Regions from separate parts of the Mus musculus genome. Here all the other regions are linked to region 1. The links are chromatin loops, found by intact Hi-C in ENCODE. Cell type or tissue: heart. All regions are shown on one strand.

Region 1 (5,000 bases):
TGAGAAAATTTCTCAAATGAGAGTCACCCTCGAATGAATGAACGAGGGAGTGCTCTACCAAATTATGCGGACACAAAGAAGAGAAGCAGCCATTCTATCGGAACAAATGCAGCCCGCTTTGTTTGGGAGACGAATCATTCTTGCAGCCTGTTTGGAAATGTCACTTTTAAGTCAATGAGAGTTGTGTCCCTATAAGAGGGGATGTGAGACCCTATTATATTCATCAAGATGCTATGTTTTTGCCTCTGAATAGTTTCCACAGTGCATGGAAATTCCTGTTTGGGGGTGGGTGGGTAGGGACGTCCCTTTAATGTCCTAAACTGTTTTCAGGTTTTACAAAGTCCTTCAGTTGCCACGTTTAAAGGGCAGACATGACCACACTGGAATACAAGCCAGCCAGCTACAGAAGTTCTGGGGTTTTTTGTTTTTGTTTTGTTTGTTTGTTTTAGACGAGCTTTTTGAACCCTTAGCATGGTGAAAACAGAGTCCTTGGTTCGCTGGGGAGCTTGTCCTCCAGAAGCCATGCAGGGCTTACCGTTTTCTCTCGCTCTTGGGGATATTGTTACCTACTGTAGCTGGGTCCTTAATGGGGCTAACCAGAGCAGTGGTGTTGTCCAGCACATCAAGCGTTTAGAGGTCGGACGGAACTCAACTCCATGGGGAATGCAAGCCATTGCCAAGAAGTAACCTGATTGGCTGCCCATTAGTGCTTCCGGGCAGCAACAGTCATGTGACCCTCTTGCCTCTGTCCCCCAAAAGATCAGTAAGTTCACAAGGCCAATTTGCTTTGTTGAAAACAGTGGTCACTGTTTTAATTACTGTAAGAGACTGCAGGCTGGCTGGGCAGTGGTGGCGCACGCCTTTAATCCCAGCACTTGGGAGGCAGAGACAGGAGGATTTCTGGGTTCGAGGCCAGCCTGGGCAACACTTCAGCCCTACCAAACTCCTCAGACAGATCTAGTTAAACGTGAAGTAACGGATGAGGGGGGCATTTTTATATGAACTACACATGACTTTTTAAGAGACAAATGCCCTCTACAGAAACAGGAAGAAAGCTTGCATGGAATGGAGCCAGCCTTGCTTAAGGACAACTGAGATCCTGAGGGCAGAGAGCAGCGGAGGGAGAGGCAGACGCTTTCCTCTGGGAACTCGGTCCAGAAATGGATGAGGACCGACCTCTGGTACTCAGCCCCTTAGGAGAAACCTGGAGACTTTGATCCGACCGAAAGGTCTACCTCCAAAAGGAGAGCAAAAGGCATTGCTTGACAAAGATAAAACTCTCCACGCACCTTTTTTGGTATTCAATCTCTGTGAAACTTCAGAGCTTAATAAACTTTCAGTATGTGGCCAGTGTGGGAGTCAGAACCAGAAAATACATTTCATGTCCGTATTTCTCAGTGGGCCTTTAAGGTTAGCAATAGTGTAGATGCAGTTCCACATATTTTGGTCACAAATATAATAATATTATTATCATTTGTCATTGTAAAAAGAATATTAAGAATAGTACAGAAATATATGTTATGTTTTACTATGTGCCAGGCACTGCACTAAGTATGTGTACATTCATGCTTCAAGCAGTTGCCAAAGGATTGATCTTGCTAGATCTGTTTTACAAGTGAAAAAAACCTAAGCTGGAGGAGTTGCCCAAATTACCAAGATGTTTACCTTGGAGAAGGCAGTATTTGGATCTTGGCTGTATAAACTCTAATGTGTTCAGTTTTACTAAGGTGAACCCAGAGCATGTTCAATTTTAATTAAGTAGAGCAAGATCCACAGTTGAGCGGAGAGGCAGGTGGGAGAGATTACTTCCTGGTTAAAAGTTGCTCTTCCAGAGGGACCCTTTTGATTCCCAGCATACACGGTGACTCACAACTGTCCTTAATGCCAGTTCCAGGGGTTCCATCACCTCTTCTGGCCTCTGTGGACACCAGGCAGGTATGTGGTAAAGGCAAAATGTTCATCCACATTAGAAAGAGAAAGAAAGCGAGGGAGGGAAGTTAAAGAACATGAGTGTGGTTACAGCACCTTTAAAGGTCGATCAAGCTTAAACTCAGGCATGTTGAGCCTAGACTCACGGCAATTAATGTCTACGATATCACAAAGAACATACATATTTCTCACGGTGTTGAGAAAAAGCATTCCATGTTCACGTTGAGTTTTAAAAACACGAGGCCTGAACTGTTTTGTCTAAATTCTTCATTATAAGCAAGTGGTTTTTATCACCTTGAGATCCTCTCAAATCCAGGGCCACGGCGGATGCTTGCACCTTTGGTTGGTCTGTACTGCCCCCTAGTGGTTAGCGGAAAACACTATCATGCTGTCTGATGACAAAGCATCTTCAGATATTCCTTGTAAATCTGCAGAACAAACGTACGTGTGTGTGTGTGTGTGTGTGTGTGTGTGTGTGTGTGTGTGTGTGTGTGTGTGTGTGATTGCACTGGTGCTTTTAGTAAGATTTGTGTGAGAAAAATACACAAGGATTAGAAGTTATTTGGATATGAAGTGTTCTTATTTTCACTCATCTCAACAGTATGTGCAATGTAGAAATCCAGGCTATCATGTGTGCTCACATGCTTGCATGGGGAGGTGTGTTGCTGGAAACTCACACATTAAGTTTTCAATGATCCTTTGGCTAGGTTAACAAATACCCATGTTGGACCAGTTGTAGCTGAGACACTAGGCTTCAGCGTTGTTGCCCAGAGCTTGCCAAAGACTGCATGAAGGACTTTTGGAGAACACTGTTAACTCTGAGAAATCAGAGCATCAGGGGGTGGGTCACTCACAAAAGATGCTGCTCTACTGTGCCAGGAGAAAGAAATGCAGGCACATTTGAGTGGTTCTCCCCCCCACCCCCGCCCCAGCCAGAGACTCATTGCAATGGAAAGAGTCAGGTCCAGTCAAGACTTATTACCTCTTAGCCATTTGCCGTTTTTTTTTGCAAAAGAAAAACTTGGGACGTTTTAAGGAAACCCAGAAGGAATTTATGGTGAACTACCCAGAGAAGAGTCTTGAGTTTTGTTAGCTTTTTCTGTTTGTTTGACAGCTGCGTGCTGAAGTAGCAACAAGGAGAGTATTAGACCCTTGTCCTCATTGTGAAGTGAGACTTTTTATGAATCTGCCAACCTCAACCTGATGCTTAACCTTAACTAGTTTGGAATGCATTGCTTCGTTGGGAAGCTTTGCTTCAAAGTGAGTTAAATATGCTTCGCTGAGTGTGAATAAAGACAACCGTGCTTACCATCTGAAAGGTTTATTTGGGGCAAATCTTCTTTTTTTTTTTTTAAGGGAATGGAATTTGTATTTTATTTATTCTACACTTATCCAAATATAAAGATGAGCAATATATTTAATTATAATGTATAATGTACATGTGGCAAACCTTTTATAAAAAGTTGCAGTGCCTTTTGAACTGATTTTTTTTTTTAGAAATATGTTTTTCATTGGAATAGAATTACATTTTCCCCTCTCTGGCTCCTCCCATGTGTCCTTCCTCCAACCGTTTCCATGTCCCTCTCAAGGTGATAGCCTCTCTTTCTTTTATTATTACTGTTGTATATGTGTATATGTATGTATGTTTATGTACAAATATGTATAAATACAACTTGCTGCATCTGCTTTTATTGGTAGTGTGTATATGGTTTCAAGATTGACGACTCTGCTTTGGACAACCAATAAGGGGCCATATCCCTGGGAGAGGTTAATTTTTCTCTTCTTTTCCCACCATCTTTGTGTGTGTGCGTGTGTGTGTGTGTGTGTGTGTGTGTGTGTGTGTGTGTATGAGTGTGTGTGTGTGTGTGTGTGTGTGTATGTGTGTGTGTGTAGGGGGTGAGACACCATGAAATTTCCTGCCTCCTGTGTTACTGTGGCCATTGGTATTACCATTGTTCCCGTCTTGCTTATGCAGCTAGAAAGACTGTCCCTGCAGACTTCCTGGAATTCTGGCTCTTACAGTCTTTCCACTCCCTCTTTTGTGGTGTTTCCCTGGATGCAGGAAGTGTGATGTAGATGTATCCGTTGGCCTGGGCTCCCCACCATTTGCTGATCTCTGTATTGTGTTCGGTTGTGGGTTCTTGTGATGGTCTCCATTTACTGTGAAGAAAGTCTTCTTCAGTGAGGGGAGGTAGCGACACTTAGAGCTGAGGATTTGGATCTCAGGAGAGGGAGAACATAAGGCATTTGTCTTTCTCAGTTTGGGTTAAAATAGTTCTGGAACTAAATGAAAATTAAAACACCACATAACGAAACCTCTGGGATATGTTAAAAGCAGCTCTAAGAGGAATATGCATAGCTCTAAGTGCCTATATTAAAAAAAATCAGAATGAGCTCAAATAAATGACTTAATAATGCAACTCAAGAATTTGAAAAAAAGAATGTGGGACAGTGGTCATGCATACCTTTAATCCCAGCACTTGGGAGGCAGAGGAAGGCAGATCTCTGGGCTCAAGGCCAGCCTGGTCTACAGAGTGAGTTTCAGGATAGCCAGGACTACACAGACAAACCCTGTCTCAACAACCCCCCCCCCCAAACTTTTTTAAAAACAAGAACAAATCTTAATGTAGTAGAAAGTAGAATTAATTTTTAATTAATAAAAATTAAAGCAGAAATTAATGAAATAGAAACAAAGAGAGCAACATGAAGAATCAACAAACCTAAGACCTGGTTATTTGAGAAGATAAACAAGATAGGCAGACCCTTGGCCCAACTAACCAAAAGAAGAAAGAGAGGATGCACATGAAAAGAAAAAAATCTAAAAATATCAATATTTTTAGGGCATGGTGGCATCCACCTTTAATCCTAGTACAGAGGCAGGAAAGAGGCAGAGGTAGGTCCAACTCTGTGAGTTCAAGACCAGCCTGGTCTGTGTCTTAAGTCCCAAGGCACCCAGGACTATGCATTGAGAGCCAGTCTTAAGCCACAGGCCCCCAAATCAATATGCTTTTTGTCACATAATTTTTGAAATCAAAAACTTTTTTTTTTTTTATGTTTTGAGACAGGGTTTT
Region 2 (5,000 bases), 360 kb before region 1:
TTTGTACCTATGTAAAAGTACTTGAAGTTTTATTTAAAATAAAATGTTGTGGAAAAGGTAACATTCTTTTTTTTTTAGGGGTGTTATTTTTCATTACTATATACTATGCACGCATACAATAAGAGTTTACAGCTGGGGTAGGTTTTTGGTGGTGGTGTTTTGTTTTAGTTTTTCTCAATGAACTGGAACGTGCATTCTGCTCAAAGGCAGTAATTTAAGTTGGGTTTTTGCAGTCTTGGTGTGTGTATTGACTCAGCAAGCAGCAGGTTGAGTACAGAGCCTGGCTTAAAGTCACCTCTCTGAGTTTTTTGAGGGTGTACATTTCTCTGGGATTAGTTTTGTTCCACAATTTCAATATGAAAGCATTAGGATATGAGAAATAGCTGTTTATAGATATGTAATCCAGTTGTCATAAAGTTAGTCCTGTAAATTAAGCCATGAGATATCCGTAGTTGTACATCTTGGTGGGCCAAAGCTGGATGTTAGAAAGCCACTGGTGAGCCAGGCAGGCAGGGCTGGGGCTGGGGCTCAGTGGTACAGTGGTCATTGCTCAAGCCTGAGGACCAGGGTTCAGATCTGCAGCACCCACGTGAGTGCCACAGTGGCACTTCTGTAAGCCTAACTGCAAGGCGATGCTGGAAGGCTCCCTGGGGCTCCCTGAGCAGCCTGCACTGGCAAGCTCATTCTTATCCATGTGAGGTTTGCTGAGGGACGCAGAAAAATATGGTGGACAGCTTTGATAAAAGAAGAGACTTCATTAGCACCAACCTCTGGGGCGAGGCAAGCAGGTACACCGGAGAAGACACATGCATACCGGCCTCCCACTACCCCTCTCTCTCACACACACAGAAAAGGCTGGACCTGGTGGTGCACACAAGATGGATGCCTGTGAGTTTGAGGCCAGCCTGATCTATGTACTGAGACAGGGAGATAGGCGCTGAGGGGAAATGGGGAGTGGGAGGGATGGAAGAGAGAAGATAAAAAAAGAAAGAGAAAAAGGAGCACGGTATGCACCAAGTGGGCGGGGGGGGGGGGGGGGGGGAGGAGACAAGACAGCCCATCCCCCTATTTGCAAACAGGCCCCTGTGTAGGAGGGGTCCAGGGTGGGGGTGGTGCTGGTGATGCCAGTGGAGCCCAAGACTGTGCATGGTAGGCAATTGTTTTACTGCTGAGTTATTATGCCCGTGGCCACTGCGTTTCATGGTAAAAGAAAAATAAAAATGTCCTGAGGAAATATCGCTTGCTTTAAAATACTCTGAGCTAAAAGTACTTTCTAGAATCTCTCAAATCGTTTGTGGAGATCTCTACCAACAGCCACAGTCATATAAATCTGTTTTTGTTCAGCAAGGGCTCTCCGTATGGAAAACTATCCATATGGAGAGAGGAGCGGCCAGGCGGAAGGGGCTGGCTAGGGCGTCTCCCTCCAAGGTGGCTTTGCTAAAGCACAGGTTAATTTGTATGAGATGATATCACCTCCAGTTTCTAGGGCTTCCACAAATGAGAAAATACTTAAATCTGTATGCACAACGTCGTTTTCTAAAAGCAGACATTTTCTTTGTAAAACCCCACATCTGAACATGGAGGCTATTATGCCAGCTTCTGAGGCATTTGGAAACCCAAAACCAAACCAGGAAAATAAGATGAGTGAATAAGATAGCCCTGGAAGAAGGAAAGTTTGACACTGGCTACCTTGGCCCGTTGTCCTCATTGCTGTAACTGGCAGAGGATGAGCTCCTAGGGCTCCTACCAGGGTCATCTTTAGATGTGGGCTGCTCTTGCAGGCGACTTGTACACTCACACTGCTGCTTCTCAGTAAATGTTGCCCTCATTGTTCTTCTCAGATATAAAAGGAAAATGTCCTAACCCAAGACCTGTTACCTACACACCACACACTTGCAGTAAGATGCGCTAGGCTTTAGCTCCGACCTTTTCTGACTTAGTACTTAGTGTCCTGAACATTTTAAATAAGGACCCTGCCTTCAAGTTCAGATTCAGATGATCCCCCAAATAGTGGCTAGCCAAGAATAACCAGTCAGTCCACAATTATTAAACCCAGATAATGTTATCAGTATGAAACAGCAAATTAATAGTCACTGAGTTTCTAACAGTAAAGATTAACTGGGTGAAATTTTATAGGTGCTCCTTAAACTTAAGAGAAAATGGCTGCATATGCAAAGTGGCCTTTTCCTTTTTAATCCACTATCAAATTGTTTCGAACAGTAGTTTTATTCAAGAGTATGAAGGTTTGTCCTGATTTTGAGGTAAGCCTCCCACCCTCTCTCCGCATCCTCTTGGCTCCTCCTCCCCAGTGTTGGATTACAGGTGTGCACCTCACTTGACATGTTCACACGCCTCTCCGCTTTACTCTCTCCTCTGTTCCACTCCGAGCCCTTGCAGGAAACTCACAGCCCCACCCTTTTTGTCTGCTCCCAGCAAGGAAACCTGAGATGAATCATTCGCTCATTATTATACATTTCATTTCTAGGCTACGTCTCTCAAAAGTATTCATTTTAAAGATCTTCACTTGAGCAGTACAAGAGATTCGTGAGGCAGGGAGCTGAGGAAGATGACAAATGAGTGCAGGCATACATTTTTTTACAACCTACTTTAATAAGAGTCAACCTCCAGCCCACCCAGCAGAAGTAGCGGAAGAGAAAAGTTACTAGGGTGGGGGAAGTGGACCTGTTCAGTAATAGTTCTTTGAGGGCGAGCTTAATCTTTGGCTGCAGTTCAGTCCTGCAGACCAGGCCTCTCGGCAGGCAGATACCAGGCACAAACCAGCAGCGACAGTCCAGTCCTTTCAGCAAGCAGACACAGGGCAGCTGCAGTTCAATCCTGATGACACTGCCAGGCTCGCCAGACGGCCTGAGTCAACTAGAACTGGCTAGCTACCACAGGAACCTCTTGAGCAATTCTTGGGTGAGTTTCTCTGTATTTTGAGTTTATCACAGATTGAGTTCAACAATGATATGTAAGGTGAACCAATACAAGCATGTCTTTAGTGAAGAGTAGCGAGGTGGAGCAAACCAGAGCTCAGTGCTCAGCTCCGGCTATGTCATATTTATATTCCTTCATCAAGCCTCCTTTCATGTGTTTGTTATATCTAAACATTCTTTTGCCTGTGTCTGCTTCAGGAAAACAGTCTTTCGCCTGTTCGCTTTAGCAAGACATCCTTTCACCTGTGTGCCCCAGCAAAACATCATTTGACATAACTAACTTTCCAAAGAACTATAAGTTTCCACTTCAAATGAGCTTTCTCGCTAACACACAGCAGAGGGAATGGAGCAGAGCTTTCCCTGCTAAGAGTCTCCCATCCTACAGTCTCTTGGATACGCTTTGGCCACATTGCAGGCTTCCAGCAAAAGGGGGTGTGAGCCTCAGCTGCCATGGTCCCGTCTCATTTCATGGCACATTTTTCACATTGTCCACATTGTTCTTACAAATCCCTTTGTCTTCTTTAGCTTAATATTTCTTCACTGGTTCTGTTACCCATCATGTATAACTACTTTTAATGTCTCTCTTGCCATTTCTGTGCACTTAAGCTATATCTTGAAAAAAATATGTGAAATATATATGGGATATATATTTATAGACACCTTAAAACATACCATTAAGTTTTATCTGTAACTGTTTTTTTTATTGTTTCTGTTACTTGTGACTTGATTATGACTTTTAATCATTGGCAATCCAAGTCATACTAAGAAATTCCTGTGGGGTCAAAACTTACACTGCCTGCAACACTGTCTCTGTGACTAAGACAGAGACAGCTATGATTTGCAATTCAGGATCCTAATATAGAAGCCAGTTTAATATAGATCCCAAGCCTTCTGGTTTAATACCCATATAGAATCCCTTCCTGGTAGGGTGGTCCTTATAATCAACATTATAGACTGGCACCACGTGAGTTCCCAGACCAAGTCATAAAATCCATTCCTGCTCCTCTCCTGGGTCATTTGCTCTGTGGCAGTCCTATGAAACATTGCACATATCTATCCTGAAACCAAAGTGAAGTTTAGCCAATATCCTGATAATTGCTTGAGAGATCCTGAGCCAGACCTTCTTACCTAAAGCTACTCTTGAACTCATGACCCACATAAACTGTGACCAATCATATTTTGTTTTCATTTAAGTCGTTCATCGTAGTCTGCTGGGGTGTACAGAAAAGTAGAATAGATCCATATGTAATTAATTGGAACAGAATCGTGTATATAGAAGGTGACAAGGCCTTCCTAGTTTGTCATAGAAGCATATAGGAGCGCGTGGCCCTGTTGAAGGCTTTGAGGCAGGAGAGTCTGTCTTACTAGAGATGAGGTCGTCTTTATTCTGCCCAGGCATGGGTTCCGTAGATGACATTCACTCACAGTTTTAAAGTATGCTTATTCTGTCTAGTGACCTAAATGTTAACCAACAAAAACATAGGATTTTTTTTTTGGTCAAATATTTGGAGCACCATTCGGTTGACAGATTAAGTTCACCTATATCAAGCCTACAAACTTGTTCTTTAAGGGTCTGTCCACGTTTTGTGAAGATTAAATGTTACACAAGCATTGGGCTCCTTCTCAATAAATGCATGGAATTCTGTATCAATAAGAACTTAAATAATAGCTGGGCGTGGTGGCGCACGCCTTTAATCCAAGAAATCGGGAGGCAGATGCAGGTGGATTTCTGAGTTCGAGGCCAGCCTGGTCTACAAAGTGAGCCAGGGCTACAAAGGACAGCCAGGGCTATTCAGAGAAACCCTGTCTCGAAAAACCAAAAGAAAAAAAAAATTAAATGATTACTTAAACACTTACCTATTGTATTTTTATTTTTGAAAATATTTCTCCTCTTCCCATGTCTAACCTCTTTTCAAATTGATAGCCTCCTCTTCTTTATCATTGTTACATATCCATATAAATGAATATAACCATAAATACAATCTGTCCGATACATTTAGTGTTACTTATGTATATATTTTTATGCCTGACCAATCAGGTGGCTCATTCCTGGGAAAGAATAAT
Region 3 (5,000 bases), 130 kb before region 1:
TGCTGTAAACATCCCTTTATTTGTCACCTGGGAGCAGCTGGAAATTAAACCTGACAGTTTTCTTGGGGACCCAGGGGCAGGAGAATGACAGTAGAAAAAGAGACAGTCGATCTACGTTTATTAAAAATCTGAAGCCAGACACAGTAGTGTGTGCCTGTAGTTCCTGTCACTCTGGAAGCTGAGGCTAAAGGGGTCACTGGAGCCCAGGATTCTAAGGCAATGACAAAAGGAGACACTTTCTTAAAAATATATAACTAGGGCCTGGGGATGTAACTCAGTAGAGTGCTTGCCTAGCATGTGCAAAGTCCTAAGTTTGCTCTCCAACACCACACACGGGGTACAGCGATACATGCTTAGAATCTCAGCATCCCAGAACAATCAGGAATACTCGGTCACCCTGGGATATGAGAAGCCTAGCCTATAAACAAATAATCTGAGACATTTTAATCAATTATATTCTGTGTGTACAAAATGGAAGCCAATACATTAATCAACATATATTACATATTTTCAGAAGAAAAGTACTATACTAGATATATATACTAATAAAAAAAAACCCTCTGAAATAAGCATAAATCAATTAAATTAGAAAATGTTAAAATAAAGTACTAAAGTTTCTACACTGTAAGTGTGAATGCTTTAATTGTAAGGCACCAGCAAGCCTACGTCAGCACACTTACCCTGTGAGACGAGCAACGCGCACGCCCTGGAAGCAGCCCTGGGATTGCTGAGAACCCCAGAGCAGTAGAGACAGAGAGGAAAAGACAAGGGTGCTTGCACTGGAAAGAGCAGTGCGGCTCAGAACTTCCTTCCCAGCTCCACTCTGGCCTAGCCTCAAGGCCCTGCAGCAAGTACCAACCAGCAAGGCTGGAAACCGCAGGCTCACCTCCACCACATGAGGTTTACAGCCCAGTCTGCTGTGAAGTGGTTTCAGGATTTAAGGCAACCTTGTGAATCTGAGTCCTTCTGACTTCTCCTCCGCACATGTCTTATCTCGGTCATAAACTCCAGCTTTCCTCAAGCCTGACCATTCCTGAGCTCATGGCTCAGGGCCTTAGCGCTCTTTCTTGCTTTTCCTCACTCTCAACAGCCTTTCTCCTACTCGGGGTTATTAGTCATCCTGCATGCCTGCCCCACCCCCACAATGCTTCCTCTGAACCAAAGACAACACCACACCACCACCACCACCCCCTGCCCTGATTAACACTGGTGCCATCCTGCCCGGATCACTGGTTACAGAGGGCTAGTGTGACCTGCCACCACCGGACTATTCCTTTTAAAAAGGCTAGTCAGACACAGCTAAAGGCACTTCCTCACTGGATTCTAGAGGGCTTCCAGGACTGACTCGGCCTATTTCCTTGTTGTTGTACCTGTCCAGGAAAAGTGAAATCCCTCAGGGTACTTTCCACACTCACAAACAATGACAACCAGGCCCAAGTCAACACTCTCAGGGCCATCCTGCTAGGCTTCCCGGCCAGGAAGGACAGGTCGTGTGTAGGTAGTCACAACTGGGCCAAACCAAATCACCTTGGCAGGCCACCGAGTACTAATAGGTCTGTGCATGTAGAGACTTTCCTCTTCCTTTAAATTGGTTTAATGAGGAGCTGGAAACCAGGCCCCGCCCCCATGCCCACCAGGACTTCAAAGATGAGAACCCAGCACAGGAGCGGTTCTCTGGGAGGAAGGTCCAGTCTCCTCCACCCACTTCAGAACCAACTGCGACCTCGCTAGTGCAAACACAAGGGGAATACACACACACACACACACACACACACACACACACACACACACACACCCAGGACCAGGTGATCACTCCCATACCAAATCTTTAAAGTTGCCTCAAAAAGGCCTCCACTCGTCATGCTCATGTTAGGCAAACGTCAGAGCTTGTGGGCACCCCAGCTGCTCCCACACCAGGCCTTATCCACTGCAGGACAGCACCACCTGGTGAACAGCGGCGGTTTGTATGGCCAGGTGTCCTGGTGTGAGTTCCTCCCGCATCCCCTGCTCTTTTAAGGGGATCAGCCCGGAGGGAGCATCTCCCAGCAGCTGCAGGCCCTTCCATCCATCCCTCTGCATAGCACACCTCCATTGAGAAGGCACACGCACTCCCCGTGTGTGCCCTCCACTACTGGCAGACAAACATCAAAGGATGCCCACTGGGTTCCACACCAGACAGATCGTGGGCCTGAGGCCGTCAGACTGGTGCACCCTCCCAATGAGACCTGCAGCAGGTTATGTACACAGCACACTTGTTCTCTGGCCTCTGCCCCACCAAGAGCAGCCGGCCTGTACCACTGTTTCCGGCAAGGCCAGGGAAAACATCCCTTCTGAATTTGAGAGGACAACAAAGGCAGCCGTAGAAATGACAGAGGCCAGAGGGGAAGGAGCTTCCTTAGCGGCTGACAGTCCCTACAGCTTGTTTTCGTGGCGATGCGATCACAGAGAGCAGGTTCTATGTCTGGTCCTACATGGGTCTTAAGGCTCTCTGCTATAATTATGGTAAGGAGGAGGAGAGGCCGAGGAGACCAGAGGAGCTCTGCGTGGTACTGGGGAAGTTATAACGATAGCGGACTGCCTAATGTACTCCAACAAAAGCTGGGCCTTGAGACTTCTACCCCCAAAACAAACCTTAGATTCGCCAAAAAAACATAGAGCTTTTCGCTAATCTGTTTCAAATCCTCACCATTCAAAAATCTTTTCAGTACATAGAACAGTATTTATACCCAATATAATCAAGTGTCATATAATATTTCTCTACAATATATAGTACGATAAAATGGATCAGTCCTGATAGGATTTTTAGGAACCCTGAAACTCAAGTCTAGGGAACCTGAGGGCCCTACCCACACTTCCCTAACATTTAATTTCCAGACCTAATTTCCAACTGACTTCCATTTTTGCTTGTTTTTGCTTTGGTTTTTCAGGCCGGCATCTCTATGCCTAGCCGGCCTGAAATGCACTGTGTAGACCATTGTACCTCTAGTAGCGACCCTCCCGCCTTTGTCCCTCAAAGGTTTGAATTACACCCACAACCCACCACACCCAGCTTTCCAACTAACTTCTTAGAAAACAGAAGGAGGCCTGAAGATGCCACTCAGCTGGAGGGTATCAAAGGGCATCACAGGTCCAAGGCCTGCCTGGAACACACACACACACACACACACACACACACACACACACACACACACGGTCCACCACACAACAACAAACATATTTACTTATTCTCTAAGTAAAAACTGGGAAATGGGTTGGGGCTAGAGCTTAATGGTAGTGCCTGCTTAGCATGTGTGAGGTCGTAGGTTCACATACGCCTTACTGCTGTTGAATAGAATTACTAGGGCTTATCTTTGCTCCCCACTATCTTTCAAAACTGAATACACTTCAAAGTTGTTTATCCAACAGAAGTAGTGATCCAAAATCCTACTTTTTCTTCCCAAGAAGTATCCTAAGCCCGGCCACCTCAGACCATAAAACAAGGTCTGTACTGTACATGTTCATGAACCAAATCATGTCATCACTGGGCCCTGGGACAGTCCAAGGGCTACGTGGGGGGTCTACAGCTCTGAATAACACTGACTAGAAGCCAGAGGTTCAACAACAGGACAGAGGCCACAGTTCATGAGGAGGTTCAAGTCACACTCAAGTGCAACCAAGGGGAACAGTACCCCAGACCTAAAACAAACCAAACAAGCCTGGGTTTATGTTGTACCCTGAGGGCTTGAATAATTGAGCTTAATAGAAACCAGGCTTGGCTAGCAGGGAGGGAGGGAGGAGGAGACCTTTGAGGGAATTCCTCTGGCTTTTGAAGCTGGATTGGCAAAGGACTCTTTTTTGGGGAGGTATTGCATTGCATTGCCCATACTGCTCTCAAACTCTTGGGCACAGATCCTCCTGCCTCTGCCTACTGTGTACCCAGGAAAACAGGCCTGTGTCACCAAGCCCAGCTACAAAGGGCATTAGTTTCCATTTCAAATCTTGCAAAACTTTCTTTTCTCTGAGACAGGCACCTTGCTAGCCCCACAAGGAGATGGCTTTCCATCCCCAACACCCATTCGAATTTCCTGGAGCGTTTTCATAATTCTGATGTTCAGAAGAATGAAGAGCTACAGGGTTAAACATTAGCATTTCGTCAGCCTGACCTACTGATTCTCCTAGGCAGCCAGGATCGAGAACCACTACCCTTGACCCATTGCCTGGGTGTTTACTTTGTCCTTTTGAGGGCGGGTTGGGGAAACTTACATCTCAGAGGAGATGAGAAGAGGAAAAGCAAACAGGCCTGAGGAAGAAGTGAGAAAGGCAGAGCGAATGGTAACTTCATCAGGTGATCACTAGAATAGTGCAAGCTGTGGCCCCAGGGAGACAAGACTAGAGACAGAAGGGGCCATTGCTTAAGTCCTGAATAAACTGTCCCTAAACCTGGTTGCTCTGGCAGGCAGGAGATAAAGGTGAGAAGCAGCAACTCAAAGCATCTGTAAGGAACACACCCACCCTAAGCCCTTGGGGGGTGAGGGGAAGAGCGATTATGCCTATGGCTGCCATGTGGGAAGGGATGGCCACCGGGCACTGCTAACTGCTGTCACTCTAAAGGGTTCCTTTAGCTCTCTACCTTCCCCCTGACCCTGTTCTACTTGGTTATCTCTTTCCTAATTTCCTTCTCCTGGGGTGGGAGACCTTTGCCTGAGTCATCATCTTCTGTTAGTGTTCCTCACTTGTATCCAGAGTGATGTGGCCATTCTCAGGCCCCACAGCCAATCCTCGGAGCTGGAACCCAGGAGTCTGCGTCTCCCTCACAAATCCTTCCATTCCCCTGAAGTGAGTTCTCCGGATGAGCGGTTCAGCCTCCCCCTAACACAGACGACTTCCCGGGGACGGTTTCATGGCCTGTTGCCTCTTCTCCTCCTGGATCTTCTGACATCCTCCCTGGGTCTCCAGTGCTGCTGCCCCTTTAAGGTCAAATGCCCCTTGGATCTCAGCCTCTCTATGCATCACACAACAGG
Region 4 (5,000 bases), 70 kb before region 1:
AAACATCAAGTTGGATGGTAAGAAAAAAAGGTCTACGAAGGAATCTCTAACGCAGTCACACGCCAAACTTCCTTGGCTTGGCATGCTTTTCATTGTAAAAGCACCAAGATCTATTTATGATGCTTTTTGATTGACACCCACAAGCATTCCAGCTGACACAGACTTTGCAGATTGTAAGGAAGTCCCTGTGAGCTCTTTAAGTAGCCCAGATGAGCAAAGCACGCAGAACAGTACCATAATGAGCACCTCTCTCAGGCGCTCATAAATTCTTTCATTCCCAGCAATCAAAAAGCAGCTGTTAAAATCCAGAACTCTTCCCAGTAGCAGATCTGAAATACCTCCGGGCTGCCCAGAGAAGCTCCACAACGGCTTCTTCTCTTCCTCCCTCCCCCATCCCTGGAGTGCCAGCCTGGCAGGATAAGGATGACCCAGGAAGGGGGTGTGGGTGGAGGGGAGTAGCGGATCTGGTGTAAGCAGAGACGCAAGACTCCCTTCTTTTTCACCACAAAGAAAAACTAACCCTCTGTGCCAGCCAACCAGGTTTCTCCTGCTCTCCCCAGGCACACTAACTTCGTAGTCTGATGAGTCTGGCATTTCTAGAGTTCGCGACCTCAGCCACCCTGAGTCCTTTCCTGAAAGATCTTGAACCAGGAGCTAGCGGCGTCTGAACTCCTTTACAGGTTAAGACTCAGCCTGCCTTTACCTTTTAACCCGCCAGGACGCTACTCCGGGGGTCAAGTTCAAGATGAAGGTGCTCTCCTCACCACCCTGAGTTCACTCTGCAGGAAGCTGTATTACTCAGACCGGTCCCACTACTCCAGGCACAAGAATCTGGGGCTGCCAAGCCGGAGCCGAGGCAGCCTGAAGAAGACTGTCACAGCTCGGCGTCCTCCTCCCTCGGCCGCGGCACCGCGTTTCTTCTACCTGGCCATGGCCGCATTTCCTCCGGGAGCCTTTACACAATAAGTCAAGTAAGTTTTGGGAACTCCAGTCCAGAGATCTTGCTGACTGAAAACACGCTACACAATGCCCAGGGCTTCCTTCCCCGCCAGCCGTTCCGGAAAGCGGCCGCGCCGAACCCAAGGGCCCCCCCCCACACACACACACACACCCAAAAGTCCTCCAGGAAGAACCTGAATCCCCATAATGCCTCCAAAGTAACTACTCGTCGCCCAAGGACAAGGGGACTCGCAAACTTGACACGACCCTTCATTTAGCTGGCACTACTAAAAGGAAGAGAAAAAAAAAAAATCCTCAAGGTCTAATCCCAAATCATCACCCTATCACCAACACCACCAGGGAAAGAAATTGGCTTGCATCTGCGAGCCGCAGCCTGCAGGAGCGAATCACACACTTTCAGCTCACGGTGGGCGATACGATTCCCCACCCCACCCCCACCCCCGCTGAAGTTCTCCCGGGAACTTGGCGACCCGCGCGCGGCGACACTCAAGACCCCGCGGTGCCAGGCGCCCCGCCTGCACGTCCCCCTACTCCCCCCACCCAGGTGCCCGGCGCAGCCCAGGCCCTGTCTAGCCAAGGGACCGAAGAGGCGGGCAAGGGCCGGCTGGGAAAGTCCTGAGCGCCGCGTGATCCCAATGTCCCCCTAGCCCGGCTCTGCTGCAACCCGTTCCTCCGGGAGCGCAGGAAACGGCCTGCACCGACTCCCCGGCAGCGCCTAGCCCCAGGCCGGGAGCTCCGGCGTGCCTGCGCCTATTCCGGGAAAGCTCCCGCTGGGCCCGGCGGAGGAGGGGGCGTCCCGAAACTTTCCCACCAGCCTGGCTCTCGTTTCCCAGGCTGCTCTCCGGGACCCTTCCTTCCCCGCCCGCTGCGGACTCCCGGGGGCCGGCAGCGGCGCCCCGGCAGCGAGAGTTACCTGCCAGGAAAGTTTCCAGCTTTCGGCGCGGTTCCCACCCCGGGGGCCGAGCCTCAGGGCGCAGAGGGCTGGGCGCTTGGCGGCTGCGGCTCCTGCGGCTCCCGAGCCGGGCTCCCGCAGCTGCCACCGCGGAGGCAGCGCTCCGGCCCGTCCCCGCGCCTCGCTCGGCCCACACCGGGACCTCATTGGCAGCGCGAGTCCCCGCCCTTGCGCGTGTTCCGGAAGGCACCTTCCCTGTGCGCGCCCGCCGGGGCTGTGCCTCCCGCGCCCCTCCCGACCGGAGCTGCCCCGGCTCTGGGACCCGCTGGGGCGCCGCACGCCAACTTTCCTCCCGGCGCCTTCGCCCCCTCCTCACCCAGCATGTCCTCTGCGGGAAGCTAAGCTTTCCGGGAGAAGGTTGCTCCCCTGGGGCCTCGCCTGGACCCCAGTGGGACAGGATCAGAAGTGTGATTAGCCCTCTCCTCCTTTTTTTAGCCGTTTTAGAATCAGTAAAGTGGCTCGGCCTTCGGTCTGCGCTGCTCTCTGAAAGCATCCGAGGAGGACATATGGGAGCAATTAGCCAAGCTGAAGTTTCCGCGGATGCCTTAGGGTGGCTTTGTTGGCTTTTCTTCCCCTCGCTTAACTAAACACAAACAAATACACTTTCTTGTTCCAAAATGAGCTGAGAAAGATGGAAAGTGCATCTCGCCCATTGCACCTTTTTCTTTCTGGAAAGTTAAGTTGGGGTTGTTCCGGGGATCAGTGACTGCCCAGAGTCAGGGGCAGTCCTCCCTCCTCGAACTCTGTGGCTAGCAGTACTGTCTGGGCTAAGTACACTGGCCAGCGGCTAGCTTCCTTGTCAGGAGGAGGAGTCCTGGAGGAAGAACAGACAAAGATGCTATTATTAAGTAGGCTGGTGGCAGTAAATTAAACTCCCTAGTTCCCAAAATGTTTTGTTATTCCCAATAGAACAGAAGTTTGAAAATGGCCTAGGGAACTGGGAGACCTGGGTCCTCCACAACCTCCCAGGAATCCAGGCAGCCAATTTATATGTAGAAGGCTCAGCCCTCTCTATTCCCAAAAGCCCTTTGGGCCCCCTTTCTTTGCAGAAGGATCAACTAGAAATTCCAACAGGAATTGCACACAGGCCGCCCATCCGTGTAAGGAGAGTGAAGAATACAGAAGTTGCTATAAATGGGTTTATTGCCAACCCCTAACCTTTGCTGTGGCAAACCTGCCTTTAAAGACAACTGTGTTTTAAACAACTTTCCCTATAAAAACTTCAACCTCACATAGAGCTTCCCAATATAAAGATAGCTGCAAGAATGGTGTTTGCATTTAAAGTTCCTGTGAAAAGTGACAGGAAGCAAAAGGCTGCTCAATCTATCTCTCCATAATAAATAAAAGATGGTTCGAATGTGTTGGGTATTTTTCACTCGTATAGTCAAAGACCTGATTATCACTATATTTATAAGTATGCAGCGAACATATCCCAGCCTTTACTCAAGCAAATCATGACATGAATATTCAAAGCAAGTAAGGACTCCTGGTAAGCCAGGAAGGTCACAGACACCCCCTCCACCTCCAATGCTGGTTGTTAAAAACCAGGTTGGTGTTTGATTAACTTCTCTTGAAAAACAGTGTGTAAAACTGACCAGTCTTTCAACCACGGATGACAAAGTCAGACTACATGGATAAGACAATGACCCAAACAAAAGACAAAAACCCAGCCGTCCAGTCTGAAATACTATAAGATGTAAGAGAAACTCCTAAAGACTCAAGCAGGTCCAGGTCCTGGCTTGTTTGTAGTGGTTTCTTTCTTTCTTTTTTTTTTTAAGATTTATTTATTCATTATATGTAAGTACACTGTAGCTGTCATCCTCGTTATGGATGGTTGTGAGGCACCATGTGGTTGCTGGGATTTGAACTCCGGACCTTTGGAAGAGCAGTCAAGCAGTCGGGTGCTCTTACCCACTGAGCCATCTCACCAGCCCCTGTTTGTAGTGGTTTAAATGGGTAGATAGTGGATGAAATTCGTGAATCTGTAGATTCTTCTTGGACTATCCTTAGTTATCTTTCCAAACTTTAATAAAATTGCTTAAACTGAGCTTTGAGGGCAATTAGGCTTCTTCCTCTCTCTCTCTTCCCTCAAACTTGCCTGAAGTAACAAGTAGAAAAAGCACAGAAAATAGGTATGCTAATTTCTTGCATCATCTTTAGTTTGGGTTGAAAGGATTTGGTTTTATAGTTTCAGAAGTCAAGGACACTGAAGTAATTTCATCCCCGCCTGTTTGGGGACCCTTACCATTCTACACAGGCAGAGAGCTAGCAGTCTAAAGTGTGTACACAGGAGGACCCTGTTTCCCCTCCTTCCTGTAGTATTTATATAATCCCAACTACATGTCATTAAGCACAATCAGATCTCTGGCTTTAAATGGCTACTATTATATACAGTATGTAGTACCACCAACATCAAAGGTGTCTTAAGCTGTGGGTGAAAATGATACATGTTTAAAAAGCCAAGGCCAAACATAAACAGAGTAAGAAAAAAAAACTTGAGTGGGGGGGGGGGGGCTCATGAAGGTCTGTTGTGTAAGGACAACCGGAGACTTTTCTAAGCAATTTAATATGTAAGGTATTAGCTGAACACAGGTCCAAACAATGCTTTTTTTTTTGTACTTAAAATCTGCTTTTCCCTTAAAAATAAAATAATAAAAGGTGCTTCTAGTTGGTTGTTCGCCAACTTTGTATATCCAGAAGCTCAAGAATCACCGCTTGCTTTTCTTGGGTCTCTCTCCACAAACCCAGTTTTAAAAGCTCACTAATTCCCTGCATGTTTAGAGAGAGAGAGAGAGAGAGGGAGAGAGAGAGAACAGTCGATTGCACAGATATTATGTGGTACACACATTCCTTAAATATATATGTGATATACTGGGTTCCATTTCTAAAGTTTCTGTCACTTTGCCAACAATGTAGCTTTTTTCTCAGCAGACCGAAAGAAAACAGCAAGTATTAAACTGGTTATTTTACCATACAATTTACTGCCCAGGGCAATGGACTGAGGAAGGCATGAGAAAAGAATGTGCTTTGTGAGTGTGTGTTAGTGTACGCCCCCTTGGTCAGATTCCTAAGGACTTCTATTTTAAAT
Region 5 (5,000 bases), 200 kb before region 1:
GATGCTTTCATACAAATTATATCGTACATACTATATGATCCTGCCAATTCCACTCCTAAGTCCCCTAAGTCCCTCCCCAAGGGAAAGGACACTTGTGCTTATACAAAAGACAGTGTGCTCACAGTTAAAGCAATTTCATTTATCGTCACCCCAAACTGGAAACTACCCAAGTGACTTCCAACTGGCAAATGGACAAGCTGTGGCATATGCATGCAGTGGACTACTTGTGAAACAGGCAGTAAAAGTTTATCGATACCCACTGTGACGTGCATGAGTCCGAAGTGCACCCAGCCAAGAAGCTGGCCTCAAAAGGGTGTGCATTAAACGGCTCTACACATCACATCCTGAAAAGGCAAAGTTCTGGGTTTGGAGAAAGACCATAGGTTTCCAGGGCTTCGGGATGCAGCCGACTATAACAGAACATATGAATATACTGGGACGCAGAACCGCTCTCTGTCTTCATTGTGCCAGCATTTACACAATTCCAATGCATTTGTTGAAGCTGAGGCTCTGTGCTGAGAAATGTCCCTATTTCCTCTTCTCCCTTTCCTTTGGCAAGGGATGTGGACATGTGTGCAGAGTAACTTAGAAAGTTTTCACGAGGCCTTCAGGCAACACTGTGTTAGAAGTGTGTAATAAGGTAAGACACGTCCCCAATCAAGTCACTTGATTTCTAGAGGCTTACAGAAACTGGGGTTAGGATAAGAAACCTAAGGTGAGGAACCAACTGGAATCATCCAGACAGGTCCCACACACATGGGTGTTAGTATGAGAAAGGAGGGGATAAGACTGCCACAGAAGTAGAGAGAGGAGGGTGTGGCCATCAGGAGCTACAGAAGGTAAGCATTTTCCCAGACAAGTACTCTATGGACGGTGCCTGCGGCTCAGAGAGACAAACAGCTGAAACCACCAAATGGAGATAACACGCCACCGTAGCCCCAGGAAACACCTACACTTCAATACCAACATGGGAGCACCACCATGCCCAACTCCTCCCAGCCCCTCCCCCACGAGGGGAACTTCATGGCACCAAGGTACTTGAAGGTAATGTGCACTGCTAAAAAGAAAGGGCAGTAGGTATCTTGTTTCAACTATTATATGTTTGACGGGGCTCCGTACTCGAAGCCAACTTTAATCCTGACATAGTAACACGCATTTTCTGTCCCTAATCTCACCTCTCCTGCGTTGAGTTTATCAGCTGTCCTACAACCTAAGCAGAGTTTACACTAAATGAAGAGCTGAAATAAACTCAGAGCAGCAACACGATAGTTATTTAGGAGCATGCTTGTCACTTCTACCACAACCACAGAGTATGTCTAGTAGAGAATTCCTAGTCTTAAAAAAAAAAAAAAAAGAAGTGTAGTAAACGGTAAAGACTGAGCCAGCCTTCACGTCCTACCAGAATTGTGTGAGTCTCAGTCTCAGGTGATATTCATGTTAAATATGATTTTAGATTAATTAATAAATGCAAGGCTCAGAAACTGAGTTTAAATGCTATGGAAAACATGCTCTAAATTGTAAATAGAAAACACTGAAAGCAATGTAAGATTCATTTTAGAGATGAAAGGCTCATCTTAAAATAGTCTCTCGACCTGGTGAGGTCAAGCCTTCCTTTCAAAATATTAGTGGAAGGAAAGGGATTCTTGAACTCCAGGTCCCTCCTTGTTCTCCAGCTCCTACCCAGGTGGCAAGGCTACCCATCATGCATCATTGCCCATGTCCTTGAAAGTACAAGGCAGCTCGCTGCTGTGCTGTGTTGGCTGTCTTGAGGAAGCACGCTGGCCTCAACCACAAAGCCATCTCGGCAGTCAGGACCTTACTGTACAGGGTCAGTAAGTGGAAGAGCAGACTGGGCTTGTGTCTGACACACAGGCTTGATAGTGAGATCTCTGAAAAGCACACACCTTCTGCGCGCTGAAACATCTGCAGACACCATGCAGTGATGTTCTGGGCGGGGCGATTAGTCACCATTCCCCTGGCAGGGACCCAGATCACTGCAACCTCCTCAGCAGTGGGGCTGACTCTGTCAGTGTTCTGGGTTCAAGACAACAGAAAGGCGGCTTTCTACCCTGAACACACCACAGCCCAGGTGCCTGCGGGGCTTTTATTAGCGAAAGCTGCTACAATGTATCTGATTATCCTACTAAAGCTGAGTGAGATTGACATAAGGTTGAAGCTTTCAAAAACGTGTGTGCACAGGATAGCCATGCCTGTGTTCACGCAGAGGCCAGGAGAGGGCACCGGGTCCCTCAGAGTTGGGGCTAGAGTTAACAGGCACTTGCCAGACAAGAATGCAGGAATCCAAACTCCTTGTGTCCTTGTGACTGAGCAGAAACCACTGTTAATCCCAGGTTACTTCCTTTTGTTTTTAGAACAACTATAACTCATGTATCTTTTATCTAAACTTGGTAATAACACAATATATACCAAAGTAGCGGCCTCCCTTTAAAGAACAAAACTATTTTTCTTTTTAAAACTTGCTGCTTGAACAGTTAAGAGTTTCAGAATTTAGAAGGCATTGTTCCTGGAAGACTCAGTATTTACCACAAGGTGGCGCTGCTCCGATGCCAGTTTCAGACAAAAGCTCTGAGGCTTGCTGGGAAAGGTTTCTTCACCATCAAGGCAAGAAATGGTCGCCACCCTAAGCAGGATGAAGTCCTGGATGTTTTTAAGGTTTTAGGTAACACGTATATGCTTAGCAGTTACACTAAGGAGTTCAGTCTCAGAGGCAACAACTTCCTGCCCATTGTACACTTGGCCTAACAGAACAGACCCTGGATAGCCGCAGCACACCCAGCTTCACGGAGAGCCACCCAGGCACCAAAGCGGATGCAAAGGCCTGAGTGCTCCTCGTTACTCAGGGGAAAATCTGAAAGTCCGTGCACACTTAAATCTGTACTGGAATAAATGAACGGGGAAAGAGACAGCTCTCAAGATACAGAATAATCGCCAACAATTTATATAGATACTCCATGCTCAGAAGTGACGGGCTTTGCTCCAAGCCTTACCTGTGGGCTTCGCACAGTGCCCATGCAGAGAATAAAGTGTCTTCTTTATGTGGTGGACGGAGACAAGGAGAGAAGAAGACAGGGTAGGTTCAGTGTAGAAAGTGAACAGCCACAACCTTGGCTGGATGACGAAGATCAACCAAGAGAGGCGAACTACACTGTTGGTACACACCTTCGACTCCGCGGGATAAAGAGGTCACCCCAAACTCCTAAGTCCTGGCTGATGGTGAGAAAAACATCAGACACGTTCCAATAAGCAGGCACTCTACAAAATATCATACCCAAGCCACCAGGGTCATTAAAACAAAGAATGTCTGAGAAACTGTCACAGTCAAGAATATATGGAGATGCCTCTAACCCCAGCAGAGGCAGGCTCATCTCTGAATTCGAAGTCAGCCTGATCTGTAGAGAAAGAAATCCTGTCTCAGAAAACCAAACCAAACCAACGGACAAAAAGGTATCTATGGAGACATGATCTCTGAACGTGATATGATAATGTGGGCCAGAAAAAAAGTGAATTAGAAATGGTGGGAAAAAAAAAAAAACCCCACAAATACAGACTTTAGTAGGTATCACTGTTGGTTCACTAATTATATCAAATGTATCACACAACGTCTGTGTTAATGAGAGATTGACCATAGACCATATGGAACTTCTTAGTACTGTTCTTTTGACCTCTTCTATAAGCCTAAAATACTCCAAAATAAATGTTTATATATTAAAAAAAAAATAAAGTCAAAGGGCTGGAGAGATGGCTCAGAGGTTAAGAGCAATGACTGCTCTTCCAGAGGTCCTGAATTCAATTCCCAGCAACCACATGGTGGCTCACAACCATCTGTAGTGGGATCTGCTGCCCTCTTCTGGTGTGTCTGAAGAGAGCAACAGTGTACTCATATAATTAAAATAAAAAAGTCTTTAATACACACACACACACCACACACACACACCCCGAAGATCACCCAAGGCTCAAACAGTAATCGGCAAATGCTGTCGAATTCGGAAGCGCCTATTCTCAAGGTGGTGCATGTGGCCTTGTGGTCCCACACACTTAGAGACACAGGAGAAGCAGAAAATCTCAACTTTACTGCTGGCCACAGGAAGGACAACAGCAGCAGTGTGAGCCTCTGTGTCTTCTATGCCAACCAGAGCTCCCGTGAATGATCTTGACAACGGGTGGCAAGCCAATGAGGTAGGATGAGCCAGGCTTTGAAGTCAGAGGAGAAATTCAAGTCCTAGCCAATTACTGGCTGGGTGTGTAACCGCCAGGAGAGCTAGCACCTAGCCTCCCAGGGCTCCCCACCAACTGTTGTTGGGGTTGGTACTTACATCTGCCATCTGATTTAAAATGTGTGTATTGAGTCTAGCACTCAAGAAATTCTAACTCTCCCTTCCTAAGCGGTAAAAGTCAAGGAAAACCATGGTCTTGGCTGAATGAGACTACCGAGTACTTTTGTAAGTGTGTGCCAGACTACAACCGTGACCATCTAGCTACATATTATCCATGGCTGCTTTGTGTCATGGTAGCTGAAATCCAATGGTTACAACAGAGATCACAGTAGCCTAATGTAGTTCCTGTCTGACCATGGCAGAAGATGGCCAACTCTGGTCAATTGGTGTATTTCCAAATGCTAACAGCTACTTTTCATGCCTTATCATACTTGACCTTTAACATCCTGAACTACCTTCTTCCTCAAGGCCTGAGACCTGAGTGTGGGGTCTGCATTCTGACTCCCTTGTGCTCTGCACAAACAGGACTCCCTGGGAGATCCGAAGTCCCTGGCAGGCTAAGTCAAATTAGTATGCATGGTAGTAAATTACACCCAAGCTCCACCTGGGTTCCAGCAGAAATAGCATTCCTCAGACTTAGAGCCTAAGGACCAATTAGTGCCTTGGAGCTCTTATGTTTAAAAAAAATGTAGGAGTCCTGCCCACCTTAGAAATATAAAAACTGTATTTGAGGGAAAAATATAAAGGTACAAGGAACTTTTTTTT

Evidence for each region. Peaks named below come from ENCODE experiments on the same cell type or tissue, not always from the same donor. Only the 100,000 strongest peaks of a DNase experiment are listed, where the experiment ranks them.
Region 2: a loop joins it to region 1, with 2.5 times the contacts of the local background. A loop is called at or near these places in 2 of 42 quality-filtered maps.
Region 3: it touches region 1 in a loop (2.5-fold over the local background); 2 of 42 quality-filtered maps call a loop at or near these places.
Region 4: it touches region 1 in a loop (4-fold over the local background); 6 of 42 quality-filtered maps call a loop at or near these places.
Region 5: a loop joins it to region 1, with 7 times the contacts of the local background. A loop is called at or near these places in 33 of 42 quality-filtered maps.

The regions. Positions count from the first base shown.
Region 1 is chr2:59,538,962-59,543,961 of GRCm38, reverse strand. No RefSeq gene overlaps it. Among named protein-coding and RNA genes, the nearest start is that of Gm39831, 29 kb to the right of the region's middle. In heart, a CTCF peak has its summit at 2,265 (motif pointing left); DNase peaks (open chromatin) are centred at 2,271 and 3,981; H3K27ac peaks cover 1,093 bases.
Region 2 is chr2:59,894,424-59,899,423 of GRCm38, reverse strand. It overlaps Baz2b (bromodomain adjacent to zinc finger domain, 2B), which reads left to right. Exons shown (of 36, transcript NM_001001182.3): 36 at 1-61. Among named protein-coding and RNA genes, the nearest start is that of Gm52554, 14 kb to the right of the region's middle. In heart, no CTCF peak of the experiment used is centred here; no DNase peak of the experiment used is centred here; H3K27ac peaks cover 882 bases.
Region 3 is chr2:59,672,742-59,677,741 of GRCm38, reverse strand. All of the region lies in intron 2 of Tanc1 (tetratricopeptide repeat, ankyrin repeat and coiled-coil containing 1), which reads right to left. Among named protein-coding and RNA genes, the nearest start is that of Tanc1, 63 kb to the right of the region's middle. In heart, a CTCF peak has its summit at 1,960 (motif pointing left); DNase peaks (open chromatin) are centred at 1,511, 2,291 and 4,841; H3K27ac peaks cover 3,092 bases.
Region 4 is chr2:59,609,070-59,614,069 of GRCm38, reverse strand. Tanc1 (tetratricopeptide repeat, ankyrin repeat and coiled-coil containing 1) reads right to left here and starts at 2,028. Exons shown (of 27, transcript NM_198294.3): 1 at 1,874-2,028. In heart, no CTCF peak of the experiment used is centred here; DNase peaks (open chromatin) are centred at 439, 949, 1,619 and 2,069; H3K4me3 peaks cover 3,019 bases; H3K27ac peaks cover 3,568 bases.
Region 5 is chr2:59,743,219-59,748,218 of GRCm38, reverse strand. All of the region lies in intron 4 of Tanc1 (tetratricopeptide repeat, ankyrin repeat and coiled-coil containing 1), which reads right to left. Among named protein-coding and RNA genes, the nearest start is that of Tanc1, 130 kb to the right of the region's middle. In heart, CTCF peaks have their summits at 2,546 (motif pointing right) and 3,866 (motif pointing left); no DNase peak of the experiment used is centred here; H3K27ac peaks cover 1,067 bases.